Linked DNA regions of Mus musculus: regions 1 and 3 are each linked to region 2. The links are chromatin contacts, found by Hi-C or POLR2A ChIA-PET in ENCODE. All regions are on one chromosome and are shown on one strand. The core of a region is the stretch at or near the end of the contact, and the rest is flanking DNA. Distances in the headings are between cores, read along the strand shown.

Evidence for each region. Hi-C counts contacts between places; a loop is a spot of excess contacts on that map. ChIA-PET counts read pairs that join two places held with the same protein, here RNA polymerase II (POLR2A).
Region 1: a loop to region 2 is called in a map of left cerebral cortex, with 1.9 times the contacts of the local background. The contact joins two enhancer-like sites. A Hi-C loop is called at or near these places in 1 of 37 maps with a recorded cell type or tissue (left cerebral cortex). POLR2A ChIA-PET finds 5 or more read pairs at or near these places in 2 of 5 experiments (Patski and embryonic stem cell).
Region 3: a loop to region 2 is called in a map of left cerebral cortex, with 3 times the contacts of the local background. The contact joins the promoter of Serp2 here to the enhancer-like site in region 2. A Hi-C loop is called at or near these places in 3 of 37 maps with a recorded cell type or tissue (heart and left cerebral cortex). POLR2A ChIA-PET finds 5 or more read pairs at or near these places in 4 of 5 experiments (Patski and embryonic stem cell).

The regions. Positions count from the first base shown.
Region 1 is chr14:76,656,851-76,660,251 of GRCm38, forward strand. All of the region lies in intron 2 of 1700105F02Rik (a long non-coding RNA gene), which reads right to left. Among named protein-coding and RNA genes, the nearest start is that of 1700108F19Rik, 19 kb to the right of the region's middle. Within about 2 kb of position 1,386, at least 2 of the 3 ENCODE cell types and tissues checked have a DNase peak (open chromatin) inside an H3K27ac peak, as active enhancers do; they include left cerebral cortex, where a contact is called at or near this core.
Region 2 is chr14:76,597,787-76,601,633 of GRCm38, forward strand. No RefSeq gene overlaps it. Among named protein-coding and RNA genes, the nearest start is that of Serp2, 43 kb to the left of the region's middle. Within about 2 kb of position 2,116, at least 3 of the 3 ENCODE cell types and tissues checked have a DNase peak (open chromatin) inside an H3K27ac peak, as active enhancers do; they include heart and left cerebral cortex, where a contact is called at or near this core.
Region 3 is chr14:76,555,231-76,558,729 of GRCm38, forward strand. It overlaps Serp2 (stress-associated endoplasmic reticulum protein family member 2), which reads right to left and starts at 1,457. Exons shown (of 3, transcript NM_001160326.1): 1 at 1,201-1,457. The coding sequence starts at 1,284.

The DNA.
Region 1 (3,401 bases), core at 136-2,635, 58 kb after region 2:
CCAACAAATGAGCATGTGTGTCGAACCAGGCAGCTTTTGATGAATCAGATTCGGTCCTGCTTTTGCCACTCTGGTGCCAATACATATCACAGTTGCAATCTAGGGTGGGCAAGCACTGCCCTGGGAAGCACACAGTCCTCAGGTAGCATTTGGGATGGAGTAGAAAAAGAAGAGACAAGGCTGACAGAGAAAGCCTGGTAAAGGTGATGTGTTCAGACCGTGGTCTAAGAGGTGGGGGCGGGGGACGCATCACCTGTAGGCATTTTGGCTGGGCTGAAGTGTTGAGAGAGGTGGGATAATTGTGACTTTGAGATATGGTAAGATAACAATCTGCTTGTGCTGGGAGTTTTCTCTTGCCTCCCCAGTGAGGTTCCAAGCCTCAGATGTTGATCCCATAGCCTCTTTGTTCACCAAAAATACACCTCTGTGGCATTCCTCACATTTAGAACTGGAGACTGTGATATCTTCATCCACAGAAACATGATGGATTGTAGCTCAACGTAGTCAGAATGATGCTCTATCTATCTATGCTCTATAACTGCACTCCATTTAACATGTCAAATGTAGAAAAGGGGAACCGGAGCCTTTCTACTGACAATGCAGAGCACCGTGTTGGCAGATCTAGCTGTTTGACTCTGACCCGAGCTTTACGCTGGCTCTGAGTGTGTTTAAATTTGAATTTGAGTGTTTTGCTGGGCGAGGCTGTCTACACTGTGTTTCCATGACACCATCACTCCCTGCTGTTTAATATCTGGCTCCCATCCTCACACTGATTTTACCTACTTGGCCCAGGGAGCTGCTGGCCTTGGGCGGCTTTTTCTAGGCAGCAGAGGTTAGAGATGCAGCCATTGTTTCGAGCTGATTCATCATCAGCCTGATGCTAATTCACAAAGTCAGGCATGGTAATTTGGAGGGGCTTCTCAATTTCCACTAACCAAAGGCTTTTAAGTCCCTCTTCTTCAACCCCCCTCCTCTTCTTTTATCTTGCCCTCTTAACACTTTACTTGGATAACACAATCAAATCAAATTCTATATATAAAAAGCATATGGGATGCGGGAGCCCTCAAAGCACAGGGTTGAGTTAGCCATATAGAGACAGTGTAGCAGGAGGAGATGAGATGGGAGACAGACAAGTAAGGAGGGTCAGTTCTGTTGGGTGGGTTGGAGAACCAGAGAAGAGTGTTTAGGCTGTGCTGGGGATCAAGATGAGACCAGCAGGAATTAGACAAAGGCAGGTGCATTATGGGTGGAGAAAAGGGAAAGCCAAGGCTTAGACACTCGGCCTGCTGCATGTAGACACTCGGCCTGCTGCATGTAGACCCTCACAGGTCTCACAACAGAGCTGCGGTAGGTAGGTAAGCAAGAGAGGGGCTTGAACTATAGATGCTGATGCTGTGGCGCTGCCTTCCCTCCCTACCCCTTCTGCTGGCCTGCAGGGTGGTACTTGAAACTTCCTGGCAGCACGCCAAGTTGAGTCAGGCACCACGTGCTGCCCTAGAGGAAGCATGCAGCATCTTTCAAAGGTTTTTTTGTTTTTTTTTTTTTTTTTTTTTTTTAAAGAAAAGAGTCCCAGGAGAGGAGAGGGGCTGAGTCAGTCCTGGCAGGAAAGTGGAGGACACACACAGACCAAGCCCAAAATAGCTCCTGGGGGCTGAGCAGAAGGAAATTAGATAACTGGTCTGGTCTGCGTGGGCAATGCTTTTGGAAGGCCAGTAAGACGGTGAGAACAGGGCAGTGGTCCCTTCTAGAGGTCAGGAGTGAAGGCTGGCAGGGGATATCTCTGAGCACGTGATTTTTAAAACCTCAGAATACAGAGCATTCTTCAGTGGATGCTAGCCCATAGGTGGATGGCAAGCTTACTAGCCTCGCTACCTGAAATACTCTTCTACATCTTTGGAGGTCACAGACTAGGGGCGGCTTTCTGGTCGGTCTTCCTGAGTGAGGGAAAAAAATCCTGTCATTCTCCTTGTGTCACCTCCCCCTGTCTCTTGGACTGTGGTGTCCTGTTAAGAAAACACGTCAAACTTTATATGCCCCAGAACAGGGGAACGCCAGGGCCAAAAAGGGGGAGTGGGCGGGTAGGGGAGTGGGGGTGGGTGGGTATGGGGGACTTTTGGTATAGCATTGGAAATGTAAATGCGCTAAATACCTAATAAAAAATGGAAAGAAAAAAAAAAAAAGAAAACACGTCAGAAAAGCGTTTCTGTGGTCGTGGTCCCAGACCTTCTGTCTGTCTGGTTTGGGTCCTTACGTGGCAGGCCACCTGTGTAAGAATCCCCAGGGCTGGATACCATGCCAACGTGTCCAGTTGCTCTCTTTCATCACTGTGTTGTTTTTGTGGGAGCCTGATTCAGGAAAATGATGATCCCAGTCATTTACACAACCCCGAGCAGCTTGGCGTTCCCCAGGGCTGCTGCAAGGCAGTCAGGTCTACACTCCTTAAAGCCACAGGAAACAGCCAGTCCACGTTGCGCATGCACTGCAGCAGCTTCTTATAGGTCAAGGAGATTTAGATTTTGAATAAACAGGAGAGGGGGTGTTTCTCAAGCTTCTCAGAAGCGCTCGGACCTCAGGCCTGTCATCTGCTACTAAATTTGGCTTTTTTTCATCTTCCTTGCGCAGGATTCCTTGGCAGCCGTGGCACAGATTCCGGGATAGCTTTAGATAAACAACTTGGTTGCCGAGGACTGTTACCTGTTGTGGTTCCAAAAATCACCAAGGGTTGTAGAGATGACTCAGGACAAATTCAATTAAGGTGTGAAGGACAGAGAAAGTCAGTGGCGTGGCTGAGCCTTCTCGTTCGCCGCTGGTACATTTGTAATTTTCACTGGAAAAACTGCAGAAGGCGAGAGTGTTGTTGTCCTCTGAGCTTTTGCCTGGTGCAGAAATTTACATCTGTGTACTGTAAACTCTATGGACAGCTTCAGTATCCCTTGTGGAAGCCACACAGGATTCCCAGCACCCCCTCCTAGGCAGGTAGAGTGAATCTTTCCAAAGCCCCGGCGCCCTCCTGTATCCAGCGTGAGCTGCGTTCAGCATGGCATTCGTTAAGAAGCTTGCTTTCCTCTCTAGTGCCTGGGCCCCATTACAGACGTGTCTCACCCACTTTTATGTTGGAAAGAAGCTGTGCCCAGCACATAGCAGATATGTATTCAGTGCTAAGCAACATTTCTGTGGGATGATGTTTGGGGCAGGTAAACGACAACAGAGAAGGTACAAGCCTCATAGAAAGACAGACATCGGGTTAGGGTAGGAACGGATCACCCGTTTAAGAATTCACCCAGGCAGGGTTTATGTGACTTTGGGCAAAGCATCAATTTGACCTTTTGTTCCACTGACATGATAACACTGCTTTCTTTCTTGATTTGGGTAGGAGTCAAGGAATACATTAGTTATGAGTA
Region 2 (3,847 bases), core at 866-3,365:
GGAGAGAGGGGAAGGGAATGTGGAGCAAGGGTGCAAGAGAGAGGCAGGAGCTAAAGTGGGTAAGAGGAGGGGCCAAGCAGCCCCTTTTATACTGGGTCAAGCCTACCTGGCTCTTGCCAGGTAATTGTAGGGAAGAGCATACCTGGCTGCTGCCATGAACTGTGGGGGTGGAGTTTATACAGAATACCAACACTGTGTGCATGGCAGGGTGGGGCTGGGGAGGAGTCCTATTCAGCTTCTATTTCCACTGGGAATAAAGAGGGTGGTGGATCCTTTTCCTTTTGGGTTAGGGGGTGGATGCCTTCATCTCAGAAGGCTGGACAGAGGTTTCTCCTTGGGGAACCAGGGCAGAGGCTTAAGCCACCTCTCTAAGCCAAGACCCCTTGGAACCACTTAACTTCCCAGGAAGGAAAGGGGAGGGGGCAATTCCCTAGTCTGTAGACCTGGGAAAGGTCCATATGGAAGCTCACTCCTTTGCTCTTGGCCACTTGAGCTGTGAGTAACTAAAGTGTAGGCACCTGGCAGTGGTTGTCTGGGGGAAGGGAAATCTTGCTCTTTTTGTTTTATTATTATTATTATTACTATTATTACTATTATTTTTAATTTACATTTCAAATTCTATTCTCTTTCCTCATTTCCCCTCTGAAACCCTCCCCCACCCCATCCCCCTGCTCAATAACCCACCCACTCCCACTACTTTTTGTTTCTTAATCTATTCTAGCACCGAGGCAAACATCAGGAGTTTTGACGTTTTCCAGAGCAGAGAAAAGAAACTGATACTCAGCCTTTCCTAGGGTTCAAGGTGGGGAGGGGAGGGCCTAAGATGCAAATGAGGGAGGCTGGGATTGAGCTGGGAGCGCATGTTCTTTCTGTCTCTGAAGCTGGGCATCCTCAGAGGTTTTGGCTGTTTGTCCTGAATCCACATGGCTTCTGTGGTGGCAGCGCAGTGCTCCCGCCACCTATCCAGCTCCTCCCCTATGTTCACGTTGTACGTGCAAAGCTTTCTGCTGGTCTTGCAAAAGTCACCGGACTCTGAAGGTCCCCAAACTGATAGAGTGGGGGAAGAAACTGGCTGTGAGGCTCAGCAGCAGGAAACACGCTTTAAACACAAGGCCCTGGGTTCCACCCCCACCCCCTGCCCTCCAGCACTACAATAGCCAAATCGTAGAGAAAATGGAGCAGACCTTCAGCCACCCTATCATAGAGTCATCTATTTGCTGATTTCTGAATGAGACTTAAGAGTTTTCCCACCAGATCTGGGACGCTCGGGGCAGTTTGCAGAGGCCCAAAGCCAGGTGCTGTAGAAGCTGTTGCCAGTAACAGCTAGAGGCAAAGGAGGGGTCAGTTTGCTCTGGGTTGGAGACTGGAGATGAGGGCTCTGCTGGGTCTTAGTGCCTGCTCGTTCTGCATCTCTAAGTTGGCTTTTTCCTGTTCTCTCCTCCTCACTGTATTTGAGTGGGGCACAAGAAAGGAACTGGATGGCATGACCTCTCCATGACATGGTTAAGACTTTTATTGTAGATTTCAGAGAACAGCCAGAGGCATCCGGAAGAGGCCAAAGCAGAGAGAGAGAGAGAGAGAGAGAGAGAGAGGTAGACCAGGGCTAGGGAAGTTGGAGAGAGCGAGGGAGAGAAGAGTGGAGATAGCAAGATAACAAGAGATAGAGAACAGAGCAGAGAGGGAAGGGAGAGAGCGAGAGAGAGAGAGAGAGAGAGAGAGAGAGAGAGAGAGGTAGACCAGGGCTAGGGAAGTTGGAGAGCGAGGGAGAGAAGAGTGGAGATAGCAAGATAACAAGAGATAGAGAACATAGCAGAGAGGGAAAGGTGGAGGGGGATGGGGGGGAGGGGAAGCGAGAGAGAACGGGAGAGAGCGAGGGAGAGAGCGAGAGAACACAGAATAACAAGAACAGAGGTAAAGAGAAGGATGAGTAAGAGAGGGACGCTGGGGGAGTTTAGGCATGAGGAGGAGGTGAGGAGATTCTGGGTGGAAACTTTGAAATGTATAACAGGTACTTTATACTGATGCGGAGGCAGCCTGGGGACCAGCATGGGCTTTGATAGGCTGACAGGTGCCAAGTGTAGCCTTCTGTGCCCAGAGGTAAGGGAAAGGGTTCCCAATTCACAGATCCTGAGCAGTGCTGGCTCTGATCCAACCACCAGAAACCCTACAACCCAGCTTCGGCTCATTTCTGGATATGTGGGCTGCCTTTTAGCGTTTGGGGAATCAGAGTCTCTTTTGGATCTGACATTCACTGTTGGCTTTTGTTTCTGTCCCATCATGCCTGGGACCCTATTTTTGTTTCCTTTCTCCTTGGCACTGTTTCCTCTAGTTGAGGGGAAAAAAGTGTTCTATATTCTCTAGATCACCGAGATCATTTATATTCTCATCACAGTTGCTCACAAGTTGTAAAACTGAGGGAAAAGGGAGTGGGTACTACAGAAGTTCTTTGAATGGTGGATACGGGCAAGATAATATTAGGAATTTATTAAGTATCTTATTGGTCAAAGAAAACACCACGAACAGGCATCCCTTCCCACTGGTCAATTAGGAAGGAGAGGATACAGGCATCTACTCCCATGTCTGTAAAAATATCCAGAGGACTCTGACAGAGGTGGAGGTGGGAAGGATCTGGAAGGTTCCGAGGTAACGTTTGTCTCTCTGAGTGGTCATCAACAAAGGTTGTCTGCACAGGTGCAGGGCCTAAACATAAACTGGAGGATAAAAAGAAGCCTGCAGTGGGGATAGCAATAAGAAAATTTACTAAGTCAACAGGGGAGAAAGTCTCCACAGCTGTGAGCAGATCCTGGCTGAGGGTGGAGAACTCTGGAATTTCCTGCTGGGCGAAGCAAAAGGGAGAGGCTGTTGTGGGCCCCTGTGTTTCTAAGCAGTTCACTGTAGGCATAATGTTATTGAGCATTGTGTAAATATTATCCTTGTATCACTCAAATGCTGATTTCTATGCCCCTATATCTAGTTGCAGTCCTTTTTCTAAGAAACTCCTGTCTCAATGTTGTGCGATGCTCCCTGAGTGGTTGACAAAGCTAGCTGATCAGCCAATGACTGATCAGGGAAGAGAACAGGGCCAAAAAGTGAGGAAGTGGGGCTTCAGCCACAGAAGAGAGTCCAGGAGAGACCCTGAAACAACAGCTCGAGCAGAAAAAACTATAAAATCCAAGTCTCTTGGGGATTTGGGCTGGGAGGTAGCCAGGTTAGCATAGAGGACTGAAATAGTGATACTGCTCAGTTGTTGTGCCCTTAAAGCTTGATAAATGAATATAGCCCCTTCTCAGTTATTTGGGAGCTAGCTGCGTTAAGAGGAAAACACAAACACTTATTAAAAATCCATTAACACTTCACAATTTCTTCTAAATGTTGTCAGTAAAGAAAGCACTTTCAGAGTAGCCCCTTGTAGCAATGGGTGAATTAAGTGTAACAGAAACCACTCACTCCTTCAAGGATAGGAGGACAAGAAAGGGTTAAGTGCTGGGGCTCTGAAGTCAGAATGCAATGTTCTAAGCAATGTTCTAAGCGCCCATGGTGACTCTCCTTCTAAGTTCTCATTTCCCATGGTTAAGAGCGACAGGGGCTTCTAGTTTCATTGCTGTCCTGTTCCTGATGCCTTCCCACCTCCAATGTCACCCCTTGGTCTGACCCTGGCTTGGTCCCCTGTGACCAGGGCATCTCTGAGGGTAGAGCGTGTTGTTATGCTAGCAGCCAAGAGCATCCCTAAGGATTTCCTCTGTGTGTGTTGCATTGTGGACTCTACTATTCCGATGTTCCTTGAGACTACGGCCACTTTTCCTCCTAATTGGGTACCCCCTGCCCCACTGGGATGGTTTCAGACATC
Region 3 (3,499 bases), core at 207-2,706, 43 kb before region 2:
TTCCTGCGAAAAATATGGTTCCCATTCTATGGCGCCTTGGCATTTTGTCCCCTCCAATCATAGCTAAATGCTCTAGTTCCCCAAAAGAAGGAATTTTAAGGGTTACCTCAGCCTGGGGCTGTGTACAAAGCTCTGAGTAGTTTGACGCCATGGCTTCTCTGCCACAATTCTGCTTGGTTTAACAAGAATTCCGGTGTGATGACTACACAGCCAGCTTTTCCCCTCAGTTAATCAAACCAACATAATTTCTTTGCTAAAAGGCATTGCCTCATCAAGTCTGCGTTTCCAGACAAACCCAAGCTTCGGCTGGACTTCCCCATAATCGTATGGGCTAATAGATTCCAGGCGCCTTTGCAAACCAGTTCTTCGCAACGATGCAAACCCACACAAGCCTTGGATGGTTCAAAGTCACAGGCCTGACATTTTCTGGAGCAGATAACTTGGTTTCCTAAAGGAAATCTCTGCACTTAAGGTACACAGTTTACTTAAGATTCCAGGGGTAAAGCTTTAATACACAGTCTGGGAGCAAAGAACCTCGGGCACTAAGCTGGTCGCTACAGTTACAGCATCATAATGCGCCAGAATCCATACGGTGAATTATAGGCAGTAACGATGCACTCAGCTTTGGCTGAGGCGGCTTCAGTTTGCAAGAGAAAGAGGAGGGTGAAGAGAAATGTAGCTCGGAATCTCACGCCCTACTTTTATACCATATATATAATATATATGTACACACACACACACACACACACACACACACACACACACACAGGGAGAAGAGACAGACGATCACAAAAAGGGTGGAAAGAAAAATCTTAGCATGGGGGTGGGGAGAGAGTCCAGGGGCGGAGCCTGGAAGCTGTGGATAAGTGGCATTCTATCATTCGTTCATCCTTTCGTTCATTCATTCACTTAGTAGGCTCCCAGCCCAGTTGGCTTCACTGGCCCCTAAGATGCAGCTTTTAGCCTTTTTCAAGGACGATGGCTCCTTCTCTTGGGGAGTCTCCACCAACCAGAGCCCTCTCCGCCCACGAGAAAGCAGAGCAGTCTGCGCCCCCCAGAGCCCCGCTGGGTCCCCCAGCCTGCGGGACCCCGGAGGAGGGGCCGGGAGGCCTGGCTCCGAGCCCACGGCCCGCCCGCCCCGCCCCGCTCCGCCCCGCGGGTCCTGCCAGCTCGGCCCGGCCGGCGCCGCCCCCGCCTTACCAGGGTTTTGGCTACGTTTCCCCTCTGGGTGATGTTTTTGCTGTGCTTCTCGTTAGCCATCCGGATCCGCTGTTTGGCCACCATGGCTTGGGCGCTTGGGGATGCTCTCGACTCCCACCTGCAACGATGGCCGGGGTGAGCCGTAGCCGCAGCGCCCCGCGGCTTGCCCGGGCGCTGCAGGTGGCAAGGCACGGCCGAGCCCCGCGCACCCCGCTCCCGGAGCCCCAGCCAGCCGGCTCCAGAGAGAGGCCAGCGCGCGGACGGAAGTAATCTCTCATCTCAGGAAACCCTCTCCGACTTCCTCGCCATCCTTCCGGTCCCCCCAGCTACCTACCCTGCGCGGCCACCGAGGCAGGAGGCGGGAAGCGAGAGGCGGGCGCTGACACAGCGCCGCGCGCCAAGCCCAAGGGCACCGTGGCCCGGGGTGTCCGGGTCCTGAGATCGAACGCTGCGGGGCATAGGGTTCGGGCGACCCGGCGTTTGTGCGTGCGTGGGGGGTGGGGACGCAGCCGCACCCAGCCTGGTGACCTCTGACTGTTTCCTGACCACCTCGGGACAGGCAGGGATTGGGGCGCTGGTGCTTCAAGCTGAAGGCTAGACCCTAGGCATCGAGCGCTGAGTCTCAGAGCTGAGCCTGGCCAGGTTTGGGTAGTACTGTTGGGAAACACCCCAAAAGAACCTGCCCTTTAGGTGTCTGAGGAAACCCCACTTGGCAAGTTGGGTTGTGCAAAAAGAGACCCTTTGTGACATGGGACGAAGAGCCAAGAAGCCTCTTTCTGGTCCCTGAAAAATGTGGATGAGGGTGGAGTTGGACCAGACCTCACCTTGGCAGTGGTGGTCATCACACTAGCAGATTGCCCCAGAAACCACTGAGTGCATAGAGGGCAAAGGGTTCATGAGCCTACAGTACAGGAAGAATGGATGGCCACTGCCCATAACCAAAGTGTTGACCAGGCTTGGACTCTTATCCCCCACTGCCCCACCACCACTACTGTCTTGGGGCATCTTGGACCTTCAGGCATCCCTGTTCTATGGGGTACTAAGTGTGAGCTCCCAGACAGCATTGGGAGTTTCTCTGCAGTGAAAGGACAAAAATCAATATTTGAATATCCAGATGCTGACCCCGAGATTTAGCTAGGGGAGGAGTGGGGGCTGAACCGCTTATCTTTCCTCAACAAATATGGCTCCTTGGAGCTCAGGAGGGACATCTGGAGAAGTGGGAAGAGGTGGTCCAGGGTTAGGACAATACAAAATAGCACTCAAGGGTAAGGAGTGAGAGCTGTGTAGACCAGATATGTCGGATGCATCTCTGATCCTATCTATCTGTGCCTGGAGGATGCTTCAATAGGCTCTGGTATGGGTAGAATTTCTTATGTGGGTAGAAAGCTAGGAAGAGCTCTTTAGGATACGGTTTATCTTAGAGTTTCTGTTGGGATGAAACTCAAGCAGGGCAGAAACCTGGAAGCAGGAGCTGATGCAGAGGCTGTGGAGGGTGCTGCTGACTGGCTTACTTTTTCTGGCTTGCTCAACCTGCTTTCTAATAGAATCTGGGCCCACCTGCTCAGGGATGGCACCACCCACAATGGGCTGGGGCCTCCCCTTCAATCTGTAATTAAGAATATGCCTTACAGCTGGAGCTCATAGTCTCATTTCTCAACGGAGGCTCCTTCCACTCTGAAGACTCCAGCTTGGGTCAAGTTAGACAAAACCAGCCAATATACCCTTCTATCAACTGGTTAGAAATCTCTTCACTTGAATGAGCAGCTACTGGCTTCATTAACAGTATGAGCAGCCACCAACATCACAGGACCACTTAAGTCTGACCTATTCTGGTCCCTGATTTTAAGGACCACTGTGGGGAGCGGTGCGGCTGCAGGACCCGTGAAACCCACTTGTTTACTGCCTTGCCAGAGCATGCACAGTGAGGCTGCATGCGTGGGCTGCCTGCCAGGCTGGACTGTTCCTTGTGGTCAGGACCTGTCAGCCTATCTGTGAACGACCTGAGCTCGTGCCTGGAGCGTGTGTGAATTCTGATTGGATGAGGTGGGGTGGAGCTAGAAGGAGGTGAGTCTGTGCAAATAGTGAAGAGAGGAGTTTTAGCCCTTGCCGTGAGTAGAAGTACTAGAAGAGAAGCTGTTGTAATAGGAGTTGTTTTAGCCCTTGCCCTAAGAAGAAGCTGCTGGGGAAGAGAGCTGTAAAAGAAAAAGCCTGAGTAAAGTTGCTGCTTGAACCCAACTTGGTGTCTGTGTCGTTCGTGTCGCCGCCTCAGAGGACCAACGACAGACCACCACTGGCGTTT